3 separate regions of the Mus musculus genome follow, and regions 1 and 2 are each linked to region 3. Evidence: chromatin contacts called from ENCODE Hi-C or POLR2A ChIA-PET data. All regions are on one chromosome and are shown on one strand. Each heading gives the region's core, a stretch centred on a gene start or an enhancer-like site at or near the end of the contact. The rest is flanking DNA. Distances are from core to core; before and after follow the strand shown.

The links. A loop is a pair of places that touch in the nucleus more often than their neighbours do. ChIA-PET counts read pairs that join two places held with the same protein, here RNA polymerase II (POLR2A).
Region 1: a map of gastrocnemius shows a loop between it and region 3 (5-fold over the local background). The contact joins the promoter of Gnl2 here to the promoter of Snip1 in region 3. A Hi-C loop is called at or near these places in 5 of 37 maps with a recorded cell type or tissue (T-helper 2 cell, gastrocnemius and heart). POLR2A ChIA-PET finds 5 or more read pairs at or near these places in 2 of 5 experiments (Patski and embryonic stem cell).
Region 2: a loop to region 3 is called in a map of T-helper 2 cell, with 2.3 times the contacts of the local background. The contact joins the promoter of Zc3h12a here to the promoter of Snip1 in region 3. A Hi-C loop is called at or near these places in 2 of 37 maps with a recorded cell type or tissue (T-helper 2 cell and regulatory T cell). POLR2A ChIA-PET finds 5 or more read pairs at or near these places in 1 of 5 experiments (Patski).

Annotation. Positions count from the first base shown.
Region 1 is chr4:125,028,662-125,032,349 of GRCm38, forward strand. It overlaps Gnl2 (guanine nucleotide binding protein-like 2 (nucleolar)), which reads left to right and starts at 1,353. Exons shown (of 16, transcript NM_145552.2): 1 at 1,353-1,533. The coding sequence starts at 1,470.
Region 2 is chr4:125,126,265-125,129,800 of GRCm38, forward strand. Zc3h12a (zinc finger CCCH type containing 12A) reads right to left here and starts at 1,617. Exons shown (of 6, transcript NM_153159.2): 1 at 1,503-1,617; 2 at 342-818. The coding sequence starts at 784.
Region 3 is chr4:125,064,941-125,068,539 of GRCm38, forward strand. Snip1 (Smad nuclear interacting protein 1) reads left to right here and starts at 1,732. Exons shown (of 4, transcript NM_175246.5): 1 at 1,732-2,012; 2 at 3,150-3,252. The coding sequence starts at 1,813. It overlaps Dnali1 (dynein, axonemal, light intermediate polypeptide 1), which reads right to left and starts at 717. Exons shown (of 6, transcript NM_175223.4): 1 at 578-717; 2 at 1-100. The coding sequence starts at 658.

The DNA of each region.
Region 1 (3,688 bases), core at 103-2,602, 37 kb before region 3:
GCCAACACACTCAGCTTTGTTACGTTCTGGGGACACGGAGGTGAATAACGTACCTGATTTCCATTTTCCTAAGCTTATGGCCTAGACCCAAGAAAGCAGCCAATGCTCTTGTGAACAGAGTCATTTCGGGTAGTGGCATGTGCCGTGAAGTGAGGTGGGATGGAATAACAGGAAGAGAGTGGCTGACTTAAATCAGTAACTCAGCAAATACTTCTGCCAAAGGAGCTGCTGCCAGATAGATCAAGAGAATGTAGTTCCATTTAAAAACAAGTGAACAGTGAAAAAAATCTTTTGGTGTAGGGTCTCTCTATGTAGCTCAAGCTGGATTTGAACTTGTGACAATCCTCCTGCCTTAGCCTCTCAAGTATATCATGTTTCCTTAGATCCTTTAAGTTATCCTAAACGATGATTGGAATATAAGCTAGAAAGTGTGTTTATTTATTTTTAACCTGAAATTCAAATTTCACTGTCTTGTATTTTTTTTCTTGATGTTCTCCTCCCCCCCTCCTGCTTCCCCCTCCTCCTCCTCCTCCCCCTCCTCCTGCTCCTACTCCTACTCCTCCACCTTCTTGGAGACAAGTCATGCTATATAATGTGGACAAGTCTGGAACTCCTTCCTCTGCCTTTTGAGCATTGGTATTATAGGTGTGTGTCACCATGCTGATGAATTTGCTAGTGTTTGCAATCCTATGGATAGAGGATATTTGAGCAGGAACTGACCAGAAGGAACCAGCGATGCCGATTCAGGGAATGTGTGATCAAACAGAGCAACATTCAGTGTAAATGTCAGAAGAGGGAGAAATGAGGTCAGAGGAACGGAGCCAGATCACAAGTTTTGTAGGGATTGGAAGGAGTTTGAATCTGTCTCTCTTTGCGATAATAAACCATTGGAGAATTTAAAATCTCTCTCTCTCTCTCTCTCTGTCTCTCTCTCTCTCTCTCTCTCTCTCTCTCTGTCTCTCTCTCTGTCTCTCTGTCTCTCTCTCTTTCTTTCAAGCTGAGGCTTGAATCCAAAGTCTGTTGTTACTAAAAACTGCTCTACTCCAGCCTAAAATTTAAAGGCAGGTATGACCTGTTCTGATATTTGCCCGCTCTTGCTGGAACACTTTTAGAAAGGTTCAGAGGGCAAATTCCCATCAGCTCATGCACTGGGCCGAGAACAGGCTTCTCTCTTTTTCTCTTTCTCTCTTTTTCTCACTAAACCCAGGACTGCCCGGTGCCCTGGACGTTGCTATGGAAGGGACGCTTGACGGTTGCTAGACCCGGGGGAGGCGGGAGCAGGACAGAGGCGGAGCCGGGTCAGCCTTAGGCAAGCGCCGCGCGCTCTCAGGAAGTCGCGTAGCGCGAGCGGAAGTGACGTCGCGCGTGTTCAGGGTCCAACGTGCTTCACACAGGACGCTTTCCCGGCTGGGAAGTCGTGAAGTGGTTTACCTCGCGAGTAGCAGAGCGGTGTCGGTACTGTCGTCAGGATGGTGAAGCCCAAGTACAAAGGACGGAGCACCATCAACCGCTCGGCGGCCAGCACCAACCCAGGTACGGCGGACCGGGCGGGACCAGGCCGCAGGAGCCGTCGGGGACGGAGGAAGGCCCGTTCCGGCCTGGGCGGCGGACCCGAGGTCTAGGCACCTGCTCTAAAGTTGGGGGATGAGTCACGCCAGCCTCTGGCAGCCCCGAGGCCTCTCAGGAGGAGGTGTAGAGAAAGGCAAGTTAAAAGTGGGCTAGGGTCCTGGAGTCCTGGCACATGCCTGTCATCCCAGCACTTAGGAAGCTGAGGCAGAGGGGATCACGAGTTAGTGGCTATCTGGACTACAGGGTACAGACTGAAGACACAGAGTGGAGTAGGTTGGCCCAGGTGGCATTTTACCCTTAACCATAGCATTCGTGCCACCTTAGCTTTGACCGTGGAATCAGACCATGCATAAGCAACACTTCAGGTAAATATAGTGATTTCAATAGAGGTGGTTTTGAGATACGAGAAATTCCCATCTACAGGGCAAACAAAACAGGCTTTCGAGGAGTCCCTCCCACTTTGATTTAGCTACTAAAACTGTGTTTAAATATGGGTTAGTCATAGAGGGGCTTGGTGACGCATCCCTGTAGTTCCCAATACTGGGAAGGCAGGACAGACAGATCTCTTGTGAATTCGAGGCCAGCCTGGTCTGCATAGTGAGACTGTCTCAAACTGGTGGGGGGAAAAATTAGGTATACTCTTGTCTCCGTAAGGCTGCAAGGATAGCTGACTTCTGTATCTCCTTGTAATTTGCATAATTAGGGTTTTGATTAGATTTTTTTAAAAAAATGATGAAAACACTCAGAGACTGGAGAGAACATGGGGAGAATAAGAGCTCACTCGTACTGCTGTTGCAGGAGGACCAGAGTTCAATTCCAGTTCAATCAGCTCTCACCTACCTGGAAGTTCAACTCCAAGGGGAATCTGATACCTCTGGCCTTCAAGGCATCTACCCACATATATCCGTATAATGTTTAGTACTGTGTATGTAGCAGTACTAAAGGAGAACATGCAGGAAAGTTGCTGCGTTACTTTGTGATCTTTTATAACTGTATTAAGTCACATAATACCATGCATTTGGAAGATTCACTTGGGATTGGTTGGTGATTAGTGTGATGATGTTTCTAAGCAGGGGTTAAGTTTATCAACAGCTGAAAAATGTAGACGGAAACCTTGAGGGTTGGTAGGAAGAGGGACTCAGGAAAAGGATAGGTAGCCAGATGTGTGTGGGCCGACTTCTCAGGAGAGCCCTCCAGGGGTTTAGTTTGATTTTGGGTTCTCTCTTAAAATTTAGAGTGGGAGGGGCTGGAGAGATGGCTCAGGGGTTAAGAACGCTGGCTGTTCTTGCAGGGGACCTGCAGTGATTCCCAGCACCCATGATACAGACGACCATCTATCTGTAACTCCAGTTCCAAGAGATCTGCCACCCACTTCTGGCCTTCACTGACACGCTGTGTGTGTTTAGTGCAGAGACATGTGGGCAGGATATGGTATTACATATTATACTTACATATGAAGTATAAATAAATAAAATTATTAAAAATTTAGGACAAGAGAATTAGTTATGAATTCACAAAGAGGGTTTCTAGATATGCTGCTTCTAACCTCAGAAGCTGTGGGAATCAGTCCTATAAGCCATGATTTGTGTGAAATTTAACCCAACTTTTAGAACCCATCATCATCTCTTGAAAGTTAAGACAGGTGGTGGCTCACATCTTTAATCCCAGTACCTGGGAGGCAGAGGCAGGTGGATCTCAGTGAGTTTGAGGCCAGCCTGGTCTACAGAGTGAGTTCCAGGACAGCCAGGGCTACACAGAGAAACCCTATCTTGAAAAACCAAACCAAAAAAAAAAAAGACTAAAAATATTTTCTTTTTAAAAATATTTATTTACTTTATATTTGAGTTTTGCCTACATAATATGTACACTCTGTTTGCTCCTATAGATGGTTGTGAGCCACCTTGTAGGTGCTGGGAATTAAACCCAGGTCCTCTGCAAAAATAGCAAGTTCTCTTAACTGCCAAACCATCTCTCTGGCCTACTCCTTTAATTTATTTTTAGATAGGGTCTCAGTTTGTTGCCTCTGACTCAACGTTTGGCCAAGGATATCTTCTAGCTTTTTTTTTTTTTTTTTTAAGATTTATTTTATATATATGAGTACACTGTAGCTTCTTCAGAC
Region 2 (3,536 bases), core at 367-2,866, 61 kb after region 3:
GTGACTGGCCCACGGGTTAATCCCTTATACTGTCCTGCCTCATGCCGTAGGCAAGGATAGACCATGGCACAAGGTACACTCCAGGCAAAGAAGGCTGGGTTTGAATCTTTGCTTCTCATTTATCAAGAAGTGTGACTCTTGGCAAGGATTTGAGCTGTTTTCCTTCTTATAGCATTGGAGAAACAGCCCTGAGGAAGTCTTTAAGGCTTAAGGGGTTCCTTCTGGCACATGGTGGGATCTCACAGACAGCTTTTGTGTTCCTTCACCAGTCCAAGAGAAAAGCCAAGCCCCCTTCCCAAAGGAAGAGCTACAGACACTATTCCACAGGTCTCCACACATACCTCATGGCCACATTGCTTCCGTCGATGACCACAGGTCTCAGGTCGCTGCCCTCTCTGTCCTCCTCTGGGAGTGAGGGTTCTAGAGTGGAAGGCTTGGGGGTGCTTCCACCCCGGGGCACCAGAGGGGGCTGGGGGCTGGGGGCCGTCAGGGCCTGGCATTCTCGTTCAGTAGCTGAGCCATGCTTCACCAATTCCCCTAGCACCGTGTTGGTGTCTGCTTGGACTCCCAGCTTCTGCAGGACACTGTGGATCTCAGAGGACGAGTACCCCAGTTTACGGAAAAAGTCCACCTTCATCTGCAGCTCGGAAGTAGGGGCCTCTTTAGCCACAGGATCCTGGTCTGGCTGAGGTCGACCCTGGCTGCTGTGTCTGTCCTCAAGACTCCACAGACTCATGGTGGGGTTGGATTCTTGGACAGGCTTCGTTCCACAAGGGTCACTCATATTTCACATTCTTGGAATGTGTCCATCACAGCTCCTATTGACCAGACCACAGGGTTAAGGGCAAGCAATGCCCAATATAGGTCTCTTTCAGACTCTCTTCCACAGAATGGGGCAACACGAACTGAGAAGACGCTATTCAAAGCCATTCTCACGTGTCAGCCCACGCTGTGCTCTCAAAGAGCTCTCAGCATTAGTTATTTTTACAAGAGGGAGACCGAGGCACAGGCAGTAAGCGTTTACTCAAGATCATCAACTCAAAGTTTGTGATACAAACATTTGAACTTGGTCTGACTCCACCCCCAAACCCCGTTCTGTTCCATGCCAACCCAAGGGACCCAAGAGGCAGGGGCGGGGCTCTCAGAAGGAAACTGGGGCTGGAAGTGCGCAGGGGACCCAGGGGCTTCCCCATTGTGGCCACCGCCTTCGTCTCCGAGTCTCATACTTCGGCTCAGGGACAGAGTTCTATTCTGGGAAGGACAAGTTTCCGGGGTGACCCACGGAGAGAAAAGTTGCTGGGCGACTCTGGTTGGCTACCGGGCCCGGTGACGCGAGGAGGTCCTGGCTAGAGCCCGGAGAACGCCGGGTGCCCCAAGACACCCCGTTCCACGCACCAGGGTGAACTCAGCGGGGTCCCAGCGATGGAGACACTGCCCGCGCGCGACCCTCCCGGAGTCAGACCCAACGCAGCGCAGCACCCGTTCCACCCGGTAGCACTCACCCCGCTGAGCGCCGGACGTCGTCTGTAAGGTGTCCATGGAGCCGAGTCTCGGGCTCTGACGGCACCTTCGTAGCCGCGACAGGCGGGCAGGTGCTTTAAGGGCAATGACGCGGAAGCCGGGCAGGGCCGCCGCCCCTTCCTGCTCCGCCTCCCTCCTGCCCCGCCCCACGGTAGGTCGGAGCCGGCTCCGCCCCGTTTCTGAACAAGTCCCGCCCCAGCATCTCTAGCCACGCCCCTGGCCACACGAAGTCTGGGCGGCTCCAGGCTTGTACCACCCGACTGCTTAACGCCGGCTCTGCAGAAGCAGGTTCCGTGCACCATGCAAAACCGGAATAGAACGGCCTCGCAGGTTCACTTCAACAACTTGACACGTCCACCGGCTTGGTCCAGGTTTCTAGTTGCACAAGTTGAGGCCACAGCCGGCAGAGATCCGGCCACTCCAGTTCAGTCACATAGGTTGTGAACTGAAGCCTGTTCAGCGATAGAGTCACACTCAGGACCAGGGACACTTTTCTTGAAGTAAATACCTTCCCAAGACAGGAGGGCTCCACCACCACAAGTTGCATAGTGGTGGAGGAAATGCCAGGAAAAGGAGGGACATTGACACCAATCGCCATGGGAGAGTCCGTGAAGAATGCTATCAAGCAGACTGCAAAAACTCATCTTGTCCCTTATCCTCAAGAGGTCAAGATCCCTCAGTCGAGCACAGCCCTGTACATTATCATCCTGGGGCTTAGATATTGGACAGATCCTTGTGCTCAGGGACCTTCTGTTTTCTTTGGCTTTTGTTGTTCTTTCTGACACAAGGTCAAGCTATGTAACCCATGCCGGCCTCAAACAGCCCAGTGGCCCCATCCATCAGGATCCTGTGTGCTGAGGTTATAGGTGTGAGTTATCATGCTTGCTCCATTTACCTCTGAGAAATGCAGGAAAAAGCTGAAGGGCCTCAGCCATGTAGATCAAGATAGGAGGTCCCAGCTGGGTGTGGTGGCGCACACCTTTAATCCCAGCACTTGGGAGGCAGAGGCAGGAGGATTTCTGAGTTCAAGGCCAGTCTGGTCTACAGAGTGAGTTCCAGGACAGCCAGGGCTACACAGAGAAACCCTGTCTTGGAAAAAAAAAATAGGAGCTCCCACTCTGTAGCACCAGGGACCACTATGAGCATTCTGGGGGACACTAGTGACTCAGGGCAGAGGGAAGGGAGCCTGGCTGTCAGTGTGCCTGCATGCATGCACGAATGCATGTGTGTGTGCTAGAGAAGAGAGAGGTGCCCAGGAGAGGGAGAAAGGGAACCCAGGACCTGCACACAGGAAGACAAAGTCTATTATGTCACCAGCATGCTTGCATATAGGGAAACTGAGGCTCAGGAAGCCAAAACACTCAAAAGTAAGAATTAATTACTGTGTGTCAATACTTCAGTCATATCTCACCTGTCTAAGCAAATGCAGTTGTCTTCTAAGGACATTGGCTGTTTTAATAAAATGGTTTTATAGTAAAAGATACCACCAACATAGCTACATACATTCAGTCTAAAAAGAGATAACAATAATTTTTATTGACTTTATTTAGTTTTTAATTACCGTATTGATGTGCATGGGAATTTTGTATGCATGCCTGGTGCCCCAGGAGGCCACAAGGGGCTTAGGACCCCTGGAACTGGAGTTACAGATGGTTGTGAGCTTCAACATGGGTGTCGGAAATCAAACCAGGATCCTCTGGAAGAGTGGCCAGTGATCTTAAACACTGAGTTCTCTCTTCAGCTCCCAACAATAATTTTTAAAGCTGCATCTCTGTTATCTTTTGCAGGTTTGTTTGTTTGTTTGTTTGTTTGTTTGTTTGTTTGTTTTTCGAGACAGGGTTTCTCTGTATAGCCCTGGCTGTCCTGGAACTCACTCTGTAGACCAGGCTGGCCTCAAACTCAGAAATCCACCTGCCTCTGCCTCCCAAGTTCTGGGATTAAAGGCGTGAGCCACCACTGCCTGGCTTTCACGTAATTTTGTATACCACGTACATGCTTGGAGCCCTGGGAGGTCA
Region 3 (3,599 bases), core at 482-2,981:
GATCTGGGACACAGGAAGTTGAGGGCAGCTTGGCCTTGGGTGGCTGTGGGCTTGTACTAGAGGGTCCAGGCTGCTGGATGGTGACTTTCAGTGGCCGAGCCTAAGAAGAGACAGGTTGATCAGTCTAGTACCTCCAGATTTTCCTAGGTCTCTTGTACAGCCGTCCCCATTTCCAGCCTATTTCCCTCATCTGTGATCTTAAAGGAAATATGAGCTGGAGATATCCCACGAGGGATATCTGGCTCTGACCCTGTGTTTGAACTGGTGTTTCTAGAATGAGTGGTCAGGCCTCTGTTCTGACTCTCTAGACGAAGGTAAGTCACTACCAGACCTCTTCTTGGACTTGACTACCACAAACCCCATCTTTTCCATGTGACTTTTCTCATCTTAAATTTGTCCTCTAAGGTCATAGCTAGGCTTCTTGTTCTCTTCTCCCAACCTCCATCCCTGTCCCAATTCCCTTGGCTGTCAGCCCCAGCAATCTGTCCCCTGAAATTCCAGAGATCCTCAAAGCTGGGATGTCTTTTCCCCATGGGAGTTTGTAGGATCTCGCGTCCCCTGAGACGCCTGTTCATACCGTGGGGCTCCGTTTCTCTGTATTCCGGCTCACCAACACCGGGGTGTCATATTTGAGCAGAGAGTCTGCTGGGGGTATCATGGTGGCAGTAGGGGTAACAACTCCGTAGCGGCCCCTGTGGAGTCTTGTTTGCGATCACCATGGAAACCCCTCCTCTCCTTGCCCCATGGATGGGGCGGGGCCTCTGAGGAAGGCGGTGCCGGCCGCGTGCAAGTTTTGTTCTACTGTGCTTTCTCCGCAAGCACTAAGTTTCTTAGTAAAGAAGACTGGACCCCTAGCGTTAGGTCTGTTTCGGTTTATGATGAAATGGACAGACCACCTTTGATTAAAACGGAAGTCATCTAGTGACTCTATAGAGTATTTGGCGACGATTGGCATTTGGAAGCCAGAGGCTGGCAGATCTTTGTGGATTCCAGGACAGCCAAGGCTATATAGAGACACTATTTCAAGAAACAAAAAAGAGTTTCACATTGTTGAGTGTCTGTGTTTCGTAACTACTAATAACGCGCAAGGAACAGAGCTGGGTTAGCTTTCCCACAGGTTTTTTTCTTTTTTCAAAAAAAAAAAAAAAAAAAAAAAAAAAAAGCTGGGCGATGGTACCACACACCTTAATGACAGCATTTGGGAGTCAGAGGGAGGCAGAGTTCAAGGTCAGCCTGGTTATAGAGTGACTTCTAGAACAGCCAGGGTACACTGAAAACCTGACTATGACGGGGGGGGGGGGAGATTGTCATATATATTTTTTTGAGGTTCTGGGGACTAATCCAGGGCTTCGTACTCGCGAGGCAAACGCTCGCTCGGTAACTAAGCTACAATCTCAGCCTTCCCTCCCCTTTTAACTCTTGATTTCTATTTGGCGGTGCTGAGGATGAATTCAGAGCTTTGCGATCTATCCGAGCTACAACTTTTTCAGATTTTGAGACAGTTTCACTAAATTGCCCAGGTTGGCCTCGAAATTACTGCGATCCTCCTGCTTCAGCCTCCCGGGGGGTTGGCCCTGCCTTTTCAGTACTCCAGCCACACCTCCCAGCAGCGGGGACCCCGTGGCCACTCGCGCCGGCGTCCCCAGCGTCTGAGACTCAAACACCTGGGGCCCCGCCCATCAGGGGGGCCGACACCGTGAAGGCTTCTGGGATAGCGCGCTGCCCGGAAGCGGAAGTGCAAAGCTGTCCGTCACTTCCTACGGCTCAAGTGGCTCAACGGACCGTGCAAGTGACTCTCGGTCGGGCCGCAGGATGAAGGCGGGGAAAAGCGAGCGGGAGCGGAGCGGCCGGCGGCGACACCGGTCAGGCGACGCTCTGACGACCGTGGTGGTGAAACAGGAGCGTCTGAGCCCCGAACCCGTCGCGCACCGCCGGCCCGACGCTCCAGCCGCTAGCCTGTCCCCGCCCGCCGCCGAGCCTGGCCACTCGGGTCACCGCGGGAGCCGAGCCCGGTAAGCGAGCCGGTGATTGGGCGGAGGACGGGATGGCGCGGGGGCCGGTGGTGCGAGCGGCTCTGGAGTGCAGAGCACCTGTTGAGTTGAAATGAGATTTCCCCCGCCTGCCCGCGAGTGGATGGTGCGAGTGGCTTCTCCCCTCGTCTGCCTACAAAGACACGTTGGGTCTTGGCGACTTCTTCGCAGCACTCATTCGCCAATGCCTCCATGTGGCATCGATTTATTGAGTGCGTAGTGTGGGTTAAAGATCAATTGGAGGTACTGGGTCACAAGGCAAAGAAGAGAGATGCTTTTTCCTTGGCGAAGTTGGGCAGGCTCTAACTCGAAGAAGGAAAACAACAAATAGATAATTTCAGTCAGTATTAAAGACAGATCAAAACGGCAGTGTGGTAGCGAGAGGCTGGGTAGAAAAAAGAGAGGGCTTGTACAGAGGTGCTCCTTAACGGAGACCTGGCTGGTAGGATTGATCCATTCTCTTGAGTCAAGAGTCTTTTAGCAAAGACTCCAGGAAGGACCAACCCACTGTGGTCGGGCATGCTTGTAACCCAGCAGAGGGGATGCTGAGACAGGAGGTTTCTGAGTGTATACACACAAACACGGCGCGTGCACGATTATGACAGAAAAATATATACATAGAACCTGAGCTGGAATTCTGTTTGTTTTAGAAGTTGAACAACAGCAGCAACAAAAACAAAAACAAAACAGCCAGCATATCTGGAATTGAGAGATGGAGCAGCATTGTAGGCTGGTAGGAAGGATGTGGGATGGAGGACAGGGCAGGGCCCTGAGACCTGCCAAGGGATTGGTTTTGGTTGTTGGAGAAGGGAGTTGTGTTAGGGAAAAAACCAGGCTAGATTGGCTTCCTGGATAGTAGTGCCAGATAGTAGGATGGCGCATCCGGAGAAGAAAGGTTTCTGAGGCGTTGGGGTTGGAGAATAAGGTTGTCTAGGTGAGAAGGCTTAGCAGGCCATTGTGTATGTGGTTGGGAGAAGTGTTTATGGGAAGTGAAGGCCTGCTGTGGCTACTGATCTCACAGATGTGTTGTGTTTAGTAGGTGAGCCTGATCCTGGAAGCTAACTTACTTTCGGGAAGGAACTTTGAGGTAAAAAATCCTGTGTACCATTCTCTGTAAAGGTCCCCAGCCAAGAAGAAAAGCAAGTCCTCTGGGAGAAGAAGCAAGTCACCACGGACCAAGAGAAGCCAGAGTCCCCACTACCCCATGGTCAAAGTGAAGCAGGTGAGTGAGTGAGTGAGTGAGTGGGCAGGGACCATGGGTGGAAAGCTCCAGCCCAGAGCTGTTGCTGAACCCCAAGAGGTTGGCAGCCAGGTGTGGACATGCTTCCTTGTCACTGCAGTGGGCTTTTCTAAAAATGGGATATGTATTTGGGGCTGTTTTTCCTGAAATTTTAACGTTTGGAGACAATTGTTGATTTGATTCTGATAACTCTTGTCAGAAATAATACGGAGAGATGTACATATCCATGTTTCTCTCAATGGCAACTTCTCGCACAGCTGGACAGTGTCGTGGTCAGGACACAGACGTTTCACCACCATCAAGGTGCCTCATGATGTCTGATACTTCTC